2 separate regions of the Homo sapiens genome follow, and region 2 is linked to region 1. Evidence: chromatin contacts called from ENCODE Hi-C or POLR2A ChIA-PET data. All regions are on one chromosome and are shown on one strand. The core of a region is the stretch at or near the end of the contact, and the rest is flanking DNA. Distances in the headings are between cores, read along the strand shown. Region 1 overlaps CBLB (Cbl proto-oncogene B). Region 2 holds the start of LINC01215 (long intergenic non-protein coding RNA 1215).

Region 1 (5,532 bases), core at 2,337-4,836:
AAATAGGTTGTCACAGTTAGTATTGTGAATATTTTCTGATGATTTATTTTCTCCCCCAACAAATTTTAACTGTCTTTCAAAGTATAATTGAAGTTCTCATTCTTGAAGCATTTTCTGAATAATCAAGTGCTAGAACTTGAGCATTTTTTAGCTTTTACTTTTTGTCAGAACATTGTAGTTGGTGGTGTAGAGACAGTTCTATCTTGATGCTTCAGGTTCTCATTTCTACTTGAGGGAAGCTCACAATTTTCAGGAATCACGGAGGATGGCATTTGAGCCCGCCTGGCGGTCTGAGCCCACCTGGAGATCCCCATCCTTTCAATGGGGAAATGTATTTGAGCTATTCCCCAAGCTAATGCTCAGGTAGGAGATACAGGCAGGAAAAGATGTCATGGAAGATATTTTAAAGGAATGGGAGTATACGCCTAGCTTAGAATACAATATGTGAAAGCATATTGTATTGTGGTTCTTTGGTGCTGGATATCTCAGGAGTGGAGGAATTGAAGGATTGTGTTTTCATTTTTACACTTTTTCTCTTCTGCTCTTCTGATTTTTCAACCATGAACATGGTTATGTGTATGGTCTGGTTTGGGGGAAGTATATATCAGAAAAAATAAAACAAGAAAGGAAGTTACTCTGGTTACCATGCAATTTCGTATTTAAATGACAAGGTTTTGCATTTTGGATATTTCATGTCAGCCGTGTCTCCTCAGCTAAGTTCTAGTCACTTAGAAGTTTGGTGTCACTGAATTATAATTTTGGTGCTTCCCATGTTTTATATTTACACTAGACTACATGCTATATGGACAATGTGCAATCAGTTAATATCTGAATGAATGAATTGACCAACTTTTGAGAACAGAGTTTGACATAAATTTGGTGGTTTTTGGTTCATTGTGCTTTAATTGAAGGAGAAGTAGACATTGTACTTCACATTAGGCTACTCTTTAGATAAGCTTTCCATTACATGGCATGTGTCTTACTTTCTTACTTGATAATGGCTCTGTTTCTGAAATTATATAAACAGATTTTTACTGTTTTTAAACTTTACAACTTAATATTAGACTGTAAATTATTTACTTATTTATTGGAAACAAACTTTTAGATACAGAAATTGGTCTTTTAAGACAACAACAAAAAATACCTAGTTTTTAATCTGGCTCCTGTCTTTCATGACTAAGTCTGACTGATCTTTCTTGTTATATGATGCTTTATAAGATTGATTCTGTATCCGGGTTACCAACGCTTCCTGTAACAGAAGAAAAACATTCAGATCCTTATAGTGCTGAGTCAGGGGAAATTATTACATACAACAAAGGAAAAGTCTTTGATAGGAAATATTGCTTCTGGTAGGAAATTAAGTACAGAGTACAAGGATCTAAATGTCTGTCATATAAACAATGGGCAATCTTATTAGGCAATTTTGGACACCTATTACGTGGCTTTATTTATTTATTAATAGTAGGCTTTTCTCATCATGGTTCATGGGGATTTGTAAGGTAACGATACCCTGGACAGCCTTCCAAGATGTTTTGATGTTGGCAGCAATGCATTACTGGGGCAGGGGCAGGGGAGGAGGTAGAAAGTGTGATAACTCTGCATCACTCCTTCTTCTTTGTTCTCATTTATAACACCTAAGGCATTGGAATTCCCCAGAGTAAGAATTCTAGTGAAAAGGGAAGCAAATAAAATACATCTGACAGTTGGGATCCTTGGGTTTATACATGTGCTGACTAATTACATATGAAATGAGATATCCCCTTAAATTAAAACTATTTGAAGATACCACTTCAAATATATGTAATAGATGATTTACACTTCTTATCATGGCTTTCAATAGCAAGAATTTCTCTTGCAGTAGGATAATTAACTAGAAATATAAAGAAATGTTTCAAAAGTATAATAATGTAGAAGAAAAATAGAAAAATTTGATTTTGGAAGAAATCTTCCTCCATTATTATGAAGATAGCTGCAGTTTGGTTTTTTTTTTTTTTTTTTTTTTTTTTTTTTTTTTTGGGACGGTCTTGCTGTGTCGCTCTGGCTATGGTGTGGTGGCATGAACACAGCTCACTGCAGCCTGTACTTACTAGGTTGAGCCATCCTCCTGCCTCAGTCTCCAAGTAGGCTCCCAAGTAGGTGGGACTACAGGTACATGCCACTATGCCTGGCTGATTTTTAAATTTTTTGTAGAGACAGGGTCTCGCCATGTTGCCTAGGCTGGTCTTGAACTCCTGGGCTCAGGCATTTCTCCTGCCTTGGCCTCCCAAAGCGTCAAGATCACAGGCATGAGTCACCACACCCAGCTGATAGCTGCAGTTTTGTGTGTGAGAGTTGATCTTCTTGCCTTTACTGTGACAAAACATCTTTATGGAAAGACAAACAGTATTCGTTACGTTTATTTTACCTGTGTATTCAAGAATGTTTATTTTTTTCATAAGCTACAAAACCAGATTAGAAAAGTAACTTGTATTTCCTAAAAGGAGGCATATTTTAGGAGCTATATGAACTGGGCATTTTTAATTTTTTTTCATTACTTTGGGGAATATTTCAGGATCTCATCAGCATTCATTACATGGGAGGACAGGGGATTAAAAAAACAAAATTGATTGTTAATGAATTTTTTTTTTTTTGTATTTAGGAAGAAGAAAGACTGTAACTTAAAAAGAATTGTGGCAAATTATATATGTTAAATATTCTGGTCTAGAAATGTGGTATAGAGGTTCCCTAGAAGCTTCTGTTCCACTGTGGTTAAAATGTTTTCTCACCTTCTTGAACTGTCTTTGTAGGTGATGTCATGAAATGTCCCAAGAGAACGTTGTATAAAACTTCCTTTGACCTTTCTGGACTCAGGGCTGAGCTCCTTAGACCTACAGTTTCTTGTTAAAATCGAGTAGGTTGTGTTTGAAAAATAAAGTTTATTTGTAAAATTATTTCAGTTTATATTTTATGTATAATCATCTCTCTTACAAATATATGACTCAAGGAAAGATAGTATTTTGCCCTAGGGTCAAGAGTGAAATTATTTAAACTTATTAGTGCATATTTATTTCTTTTCTATTTTATGCTAAAAAAATGTGTGGAACTAAAATTTGAAAAGATACTTATTTTGTTAGTTTAGAAAATGTTTAGTATTTCATATAATCTTAACTTTCAAGTATTTTGGCGTCTATCTTAATATTTTCTCCTTTAAGAAAAGACAAAAATTAAAAATCTTATTCTAACTTAGTTTAGTCCACTCAGTGAAACAGCATTTAATATTTAATGAAAATTGTTTTGTCGTTTCCTTTGACATCTGTATTAAAGATTGCTAATTGCCTCCAAAATCCATTTTGTCCCTTTCCTATCATTATATATTTCCCCATTGTTATCCATCCATAGTAAAGATAGCATTTCCTGGGTTCACATGTTGCTGATGTGGCCCTGTGAGCAAGTTTTGATGAATTGGATGTGAGTAGAAGTGAGCTGTGCAGCTTCTAGATCATGCCCTTAAAGGGAAGCCACATGCCCGCTCATTCCCCTTTTTCCTGCTCCCTGCTGGCTAGAATGTGAACAGGGTTATGAGTCATCTCAACCATGTGAAGGAGGGTGATGGAACAGGGATGGGAGAAGGAGCCTAAGTCCTTGACTTCTCCATAGACTAGAGCTGCTTTGCTTAGGCGAGAAGGAAATAAACATCAGCATCAGATAGTATTATTCTGTCACACTTAGCCAAAACTGTGTATAAAATACATTACCATGCTGACAGAATTCACCATTTCTGCTGTGTTTTTTTGAGGTTTAAGTTTCAAATTTGCATAATATGTGAAGGCATTTTCATGTGAAATAAAACATTATTAACTATATCTTGTTTTCAGAGCAACCACTGGATTCATGCTAATACTGCTTTTATATTACAGTTATTCAGTATTAAACCATTTTGTGACTATCTGTAACTGTTAGATGTATGACCCATTTGAGGCGTAAACAGAGTGCTGTCTCTTGATAATCTAAATTTCCTGTCTTAAATTTTTGTGTCTGCTTTGCCTCCCTTTCTTTGTCTTCCTCCCTCATGTCTTTCCCTCCCCTTTCTGCCTTTGGCTAATGTCTGGGCCAGTGCTGGTAAAGTGCTCCCTGGCCAGTCCATGGGAGTTTAAGGACCTTAACAGAGACCAGGTTCCTGGCGTTACTTCTGAACACACACACACACACATACACACTGGTAAAATTCAGTTACTTGCTTGGGGAGTTTATGAGTTTATATTGTAATGGATGGAAAAATGCCCTGTGCTTTGCAACCTTTTAGACTAAGTAATAACACTTACAAGAAATTGTGAGTGTTATGGGAACCAACTTCTGTGTGGGAGATGGGTACGAGGGAAAAAAAAAGTTTCATAATGATGAATGAGAAATTTTCAGAAAGCATTGTTTGGTTTGTCATTTTCAGTCCAGAAGGTTACTTACGTCATTTACTCTGGGGATGGAATATAGCTTCACTGAATGACAGCATTTGGTTCCAAGTTATTTAGTTATGTTTCATTGTGTTGAAATACCCTACCTTTGCCAGAATCGTTGTAAACTATGTGTGAAGCTCTAGGTGGGGAAAAATTGAAAGGAGCGCCATATTATATTACAGGAACAATTCATGTCCTACTCTTGGTTTCCTTTCAAAGCCCTGTATTTGTGGCTGTGCTAATAAATTCCATCACATTCATTATGCATAGCTGTAAGTGTATGTAAATACCACGCATCTTGCATTTTGAAGAAAACCAGGGAGTGAACACACATAGTCTTTCTTGCCTGGGATTCATTTATTTTTTAAAATTCATTTTATATATGAATGAGAAAGTTGAGGGAACATTTCCTTTCATACCAACATAGAAAATCCTCTAATACCACATCCCCTGTCTCCTGGTCCTGGGAGCAGTAATGGGATTTTCTGGGTGCATTTGCATCATGTGTATCATTGCTTTTCTGTTTATGTTCAGAAGCCTTTTCTGCCAAGGCTTCCACAATCTTCTGACCCCAGCAGCAGGTACATCCTTGTAGATGTCAGTGTAAGTCTTTATATTATGAAGAGTATTTGAGAGAATGGTACAAGAGGATGAAAGGGTGAATGGAAGTTGGGGGCAAAATAATGGAGGGCTAAAGAATATAGATTTGATCTTACAAAAGCTGTCGAGAAACCATTGTGCATTCTTAAGCAGTGAAGTGGCACCATTTAAAATGCACATGAATGATTAGTCTAATATAGTTTGTCTGACGGCAAAGACTGGAGAGTGGAGTAAGAAATTTGTTGGATTTTATACCAAAAAGCTAAAGTGTTTCTAGGATAGCATGTCTTGTTTAATATTTTATCTTTTTTCAAAATGGAGATCATGTTTTATACTGCCTTGTTATATGGTTTTATTACTTCTTTATGAATGACTTAATAGAGCATTTTGTGTATGTGGTAAATATTTGTATGTTCGTTTCTCTGATCAAGAAGCTAATGGATTATTTTGAAGTATCTACTATTTTGTAGCACTACATGAGTTGTACAATTAACTTGAGTCC
Region 2 (5,262 bases), core at 2,763-5,262, 2.3 Mb before region 1:
AGACATTGCCTGAGCATGGAGGTTCATGGCCAGGCCAGGCCATTTCTATCCAGTGTGGGACTCTCTTGCAGGCAGTCTTTGCTATGGGACTTCCATTATATTGGCTAAGACTTCGTCAGATCTACATCATGGACTGAGACACTCCCAGCTCCATCCTGCTTCCTTCTGCCTCTCCTTTCATAAGTGGCACATCAGCACCCCTGTCTGATATGGTTGAGCTTTGTGCCCCTACTCAAATCTCATCTTGAGTTGTAATCCCCAGGTGTTAAGGTAGGAACCTAGTGGGAAGTGATTGGATAATGGGGAAGGTTTCCCTCAAGCTGTTCTCATGGTAGTAAGGAAGTTCTCATGAGATCTGATAATTTTAAAAGAGTGGCACTTCCTCACTCACTGGCTCTTCTCTCTCCTGCCACTATGTGAAGAAGGTCCTTGGTTTCTCTTTGTCTGCCGCCATGATTCTAAGTATGAGGCTCCCCCAGCAATGTGGAAATGTGAATCAGTTAAACCTCTTTCCTTTATAAATTGCCCAGGCTCAGGTATTTTTTTACAGCAGTGTGAAAATGGACTAATACATTGCCCCACCTTGATCAGTCTCCCTTTATCTTTCCCAGGTGTGACCCCCTCCTCCTCATACACTCGTAATTCTGCTTCCTGGAGAATCCAAACTGATACCTATACCTACTATGGATATGACTACTTAAATATACCAAGCACTTATCATGAGTGGGCACATACAACATGACCAAAGAGGCAAAGTGCTAGGTTGGCTTTTGCATCAGAGAATATTGATTAAAATCCCAGGCACAAATCATAGAGTGGCTTCGAACTAGTGTCTTATTCTTAAGGTGAGGATGATCATGGTGATACCTGATGGGACTGTGTGAGGATTAAATGAGATAATCATGAAGTTGATTTCTAAACTATTATGCACTGTATTACTTTTAGTTGTCACTATTATTTTATAATTTCAAGCAATTTTACATATCAATTACCAGCTGATTAATTAACATTCCTTTATAAATATTTATTAAGCCTTCACCATGTAACTGGTACTGGTCTAGGAACTGAGGAAGGCAAAGTTCCTGCTCTAGTGAATCTCAGATTTTCTAAATTAATCAAGTAAATATGAGTTTCATTTAAAATAAACTAAGCAACAGGTCGCTAACATAGGTGGTCATATCTTTGCTTGGTTCGATTCTAATAGCAGCTTGGATTCGTCCCAGGATTTGTCTTTGTTGATCTTTCCTGCTGAACTACCTTTTCTTTCTTTCGGTTTCACCATCCTTGATGCTGTGAATCCTGCAGGGAGCTAACAGGCTGGTGTGATAGCTTCTTACTACACCTACAGCTCAGCGAGTCCCGCCACTTGCTTTATACACTTTGATTTTTCTCTTTGCTTCTCTCTCCTATCTGACCCCCCTTTTCCTGAACACTTGCTGCCCCCTATTTCTCTTTTCTTCACTTTTGCTTTACTTCTTTTGCTGCCCCATTCCGTGGGAGACCCTATCTCTGTTTCTTCAGGTGGCCCTGTGGGTGTGAAAGAACAAACTTCTGGGCAGGCATACACCAGTGGTACACCAGCGGTACACAGGAAGACACCCCTCCCAGGAAACAATACCTCTGCCTCTGACACTTCCGGGAGCCTTGTAGCCACAGGAATCAACACATGTCTCTGCAACACTTCAAATTAACTCAGGCCTCAACAAGGCAGAGAGGGGTGTAGCCATACAGGCATGATCAGGGCCAGCTTATCACCATTCACTGGGAGACTGGCTGGAATGTGGATGTGCCGAGTGAAAAGTCAAATGTCTGCCTAATAGCAGAGCCCTCCACTCTGAAACACAAATGGCCCACTACATTCCTCACTCATAATTTTTAAAAATTTTTTAAAAAAATCTTTTACCCTAATGTCCAGTAGGCTATTGAACACTAGCTATCAATTTTTTGCCCTATGCCCTACAGTTAAAAATAAATGGCCAGGCAGGGTGGCTCACACCTGTAATCCCAGCACTTTGGGAGGCTGAGGCGGGCAGATCACAAGGTCAGGAGATCGAGACCATCCTGGCCAACATGGTGAAACCCCGTCTCTACTAAAAATACAAAAATTAGCTGGGTATGGTGGCATGCCTGTAGTTCCAGCTACTTAGGAGGCTGAGGCAGGAGAATTGCTTGAACCCGGGAGACAGGTTGCAGTGAGCTGAGATCATGCCACTGCACTCCAGCCTGGGTGACAGAACGAGACTCCATCACAAAATAAACAAATAAATAAATGTGTGTGCATAAATATGTACACACATATACATATGTATATTTTATATACACAAGTATTTGTATATCTAAAACCAGTTTCACAAAACAGTACCCTCATTACATGCATAGCTCAAATTTTTTAATTTCTTTATAATCTAGTTATCTTAATAACTTTTTAAAATGCTGGTTTTGACCTAGAGATTTTTAACCTTGTGTGTGTGTGTATATGTGTTTGTGTGTGTGTGTGTATCTGTTTGTGTGTATGTGTGTGTGTGTATGCATGTGTGCACGTGCCATTTCTACCCCATGTGATGAAGCCTATGGATCCTTTCTTGTAGTGTTTTTAAATGCATAAAGCAAAACTCTTAGGCTTACAAAGGAAATCAATGATATTGAAATACAATTCTATCCTTGGGCCTCTTGTGGGGAAAGGGCAGTGTCCACAGACCCAGGTTAAGAATCTCTGCATGGGTAAATTGATTTCCCAGCTGACTGCTGAGCCACAACCTGCAGTTTGGAAAATAAGGCTGTACAAAGCCTCAGAACATTTTGTTGTAGTTAAGTATTTCAGATGCTTATTATCCTGTCACGGTTTTAACCCTCTTTTCCCTCCCTTTCCCCATGCTCCCTCTATCCAGTCACCCACACCCCACCACATGCACATGCATGTGTACTCACTTACATGCATGCACATATATGTTGCCACATATCCACATACACATAGGCACACACATGCACAGGCACACACATGCAGATCTTAGGTCACATATCTGGAATGAGATGAGGCACTAGACCACTGGGTCCAGCCCCTCCTGTGACCCCAGTCCCACTCCCTGACTGCCTCTGTGTCACAGCTCCTCTGGCTCCTGCCTCAGAACTACTCTAGTGGCTCATTATCTCTGCAGGGCAGCGCTCACCATCACGACTTTCTTGTTTTCTTTCACAGCATTGTGAGCCAATAGGTGCATTCTGCCTCAGAATAGTGGTGGAGACTGGTGGTGGCACAGCCCAGAGCTCTTGACGTTTATTTTCTCAGGCTTCAGTGAACCTTCTGTGGCAGGTGTTTCCTTTTGATAGGCGGCAGTTCCTCCCTGGGTCACTCCAGCCTGCAGCTGAAGCCCTCACTTAGCTCACTGTGGCTGTACTGAACACACCACCTCCCAACATGGAGCAGCCTAGCCAGGGGGTGCGGGAAGGAAAGATGGTTGCTGCCACAAATGAATGACTCAGCTACCTTCTCCAATGGTTTGATATTGACGTTTCCTCCTGTCATAGCAAAAATGCCCAGGTGAACTGTTTTCTCCATCGCATGTAGAAAGATGATGGTTGTCTGAACTGGTTCCAGGTAATGGACAGTGGTAAGCGCTCCCTTCTCTTATAGTATGTTATGGATTGAAGTGTGTCTCCCCACAAAAAGATATTACTGGAGTCCTAACCCTGAATATTTCAGAATGTGACCTTATTTGGAGATAGTGTGTTTACTGAGGTAATCAAATTTAAATGAGGTCATTACAGTCTCTAATCCAATAAGACTAGTGTCTTATAACAGAAACGAACGCTTACAGAGGGAAGACAATGTAAAGAGACACATGGAGAAGATGGCTGTATTTCCATTCTCATGCTGCTATAAGGACATACCCAAGACTGGGTAATTTATAAAGGCAAGAGGTTTAATTAACTCACAGTTCAGCATGGCTGGGGAGGCCTCAGGAAACTTAGAATCACGGCAGAAGGGGAAGCAAACACGTCCTTCTTCAAGTGGTGGCAGGAAGAGAACTGAGTGAGTAAAATGAGGAAAGTCCCCTTATCAGATCTCCTGAGAACTCACTCACTTTCACGAGAACAGCGTGAAGGTAACTGCCCCCATGATTCAATTACCTCCCCCGGGTCCCTTCCATGACACGTGGAGATTATGGGAACTACAATTCAAGATGGGGTTTGGGTGAGGACACAGCCAAACCATATCAACAGCCATCTGTAAGCCAAGGAGAGAGGCCTGGAACAGATACTTCCCTCGCAGCTCCCAGAAGGAGCCAATCCTGCCGACACCTTGATTTCAGACTTCTGGCCTCCAGATTGTGAGACAAGAACAGCAACTCGGCCTGTGTTCTCTGCCCTTGAGGTTGAAACAGGGAGCAGAAGGTTTTTTTTCCCCTCTGTGTTGCAGCATGGAGTTCTGAATGACAGATGAGGGGTTGATCACCCTCCACACCCATGCTAAGCCTTATGGCTTCACGGGGTTCAGGCTTCCTGTGTTCAGTCTTCTGTGTTGCCAGAAAAATTTGCATACTCCCATGGACAAAGAAAGCAGCAGAGGAGAAAGAAGAGCTTTCATTCACTTCCTCTTTGGGGTGAGAGCAAGTCTGAATGCTCTAGAATTGATTCTATTAGAAAAACTCTCTGACCCCAAATATGAATATTTTCACCACACCCAATACTCATAATTTTAAAAATAGATCTTTTGAGTTTCATCCTGACTAGTAACCTAAAGATCACTGACTTCTGATTTATTTTTTTATCATGCTCTACAGTTAGAAATGCAAACATATAGACTAGAGAGGGCCACAGAGGTGTTTGATCCCATCACTTCATGTAGGTAGGAAGATGTTGAACCCCTGAGAGGGGTCGGAACTTGTCCAAGATCACACAGCAGGCAGAGTACATCAGGACCTCAAACCCATATCTTCTGCCCTCTCCTCCTAAGGTCTCCATCACTAACACCCTGTCACGGTCCATCCTGCTAAGGAAGTCTCTACTATAAAATCCCATACCTTGAAAATTAATTGTTTTTCCACTCACACGTTACCACCCTTCCCTCCTGCAAACATTTGGAAGTTGAAAGGTCGCACAGCCTTCATGAAATTAACCAGAAGAATTGAAAGGAAGCTGATGACAAAAGTACTTCAAAATCTGTTTTTCATGAAAACAGCTTTTTCTTTTCCCCCTCAGATCAAACTGAATTTTTCTTTTTATTTTTGCGGTATTCTTCTAATTGTGCCTTTTTAAATGTGT

The links. Hi-C counts contacts between places; a loop is a spot of excess contacts on that map. ChIA-PET counts read pairs that join two places held with the same protein, here RNA polymerase II (POLR2A). Pooled maps may share reads with other maps.
Region 2: a pooled map shows a loop between it and region 1 (20-fold over the local background). The contact joins the promoter of LINC01215 here to the enhancer-like site in region 1. A Hi-C loop is called at or near these places in 2 of 37 single-sample maps with no recorded cell type and 7 of 50 pooled maps. POLR2A ChIA-PET finds 5 or more read pairs at or near these places in 1 of 52 experiments (activated T-cell).

Annotation. Positions count from the first base shown.
Region 1 is chr3:105,826,150-105,831,681 of GRCh38, reverse strand. The region is part of intron 3 of CBLB (Cbl proto-oncogene B); the gene reads left to right. Among named protein-coding and RNA genes, the nearest start is that of CBLB, 40 kb to the left of the region's middle. RefSeq lists a silencer at 2,679-2,728. Within about 2 kb of position 3,586, at least 7 of the 41 ENCODE cell types and tissues checked have a DNase peak (open chromatin) inside an H3K27ac peak, as active enhancers do.
Region 2 is chr3:108,123,814-108,129,075 of GRCh38, reverse strand. It overlaps LINC01215 (long intergenic non-protein coding RNA 1215), which reads right to left and starts at 4,012. Exons shown (of 2, transcript NR_110030.1): 1 at 3,934-4,012. RefSeq lists enhancers at 3,000-3,099, 3,600-3,679, 3,900-3,949, 4,230-4,369, 4,440-4,489 and 2 more.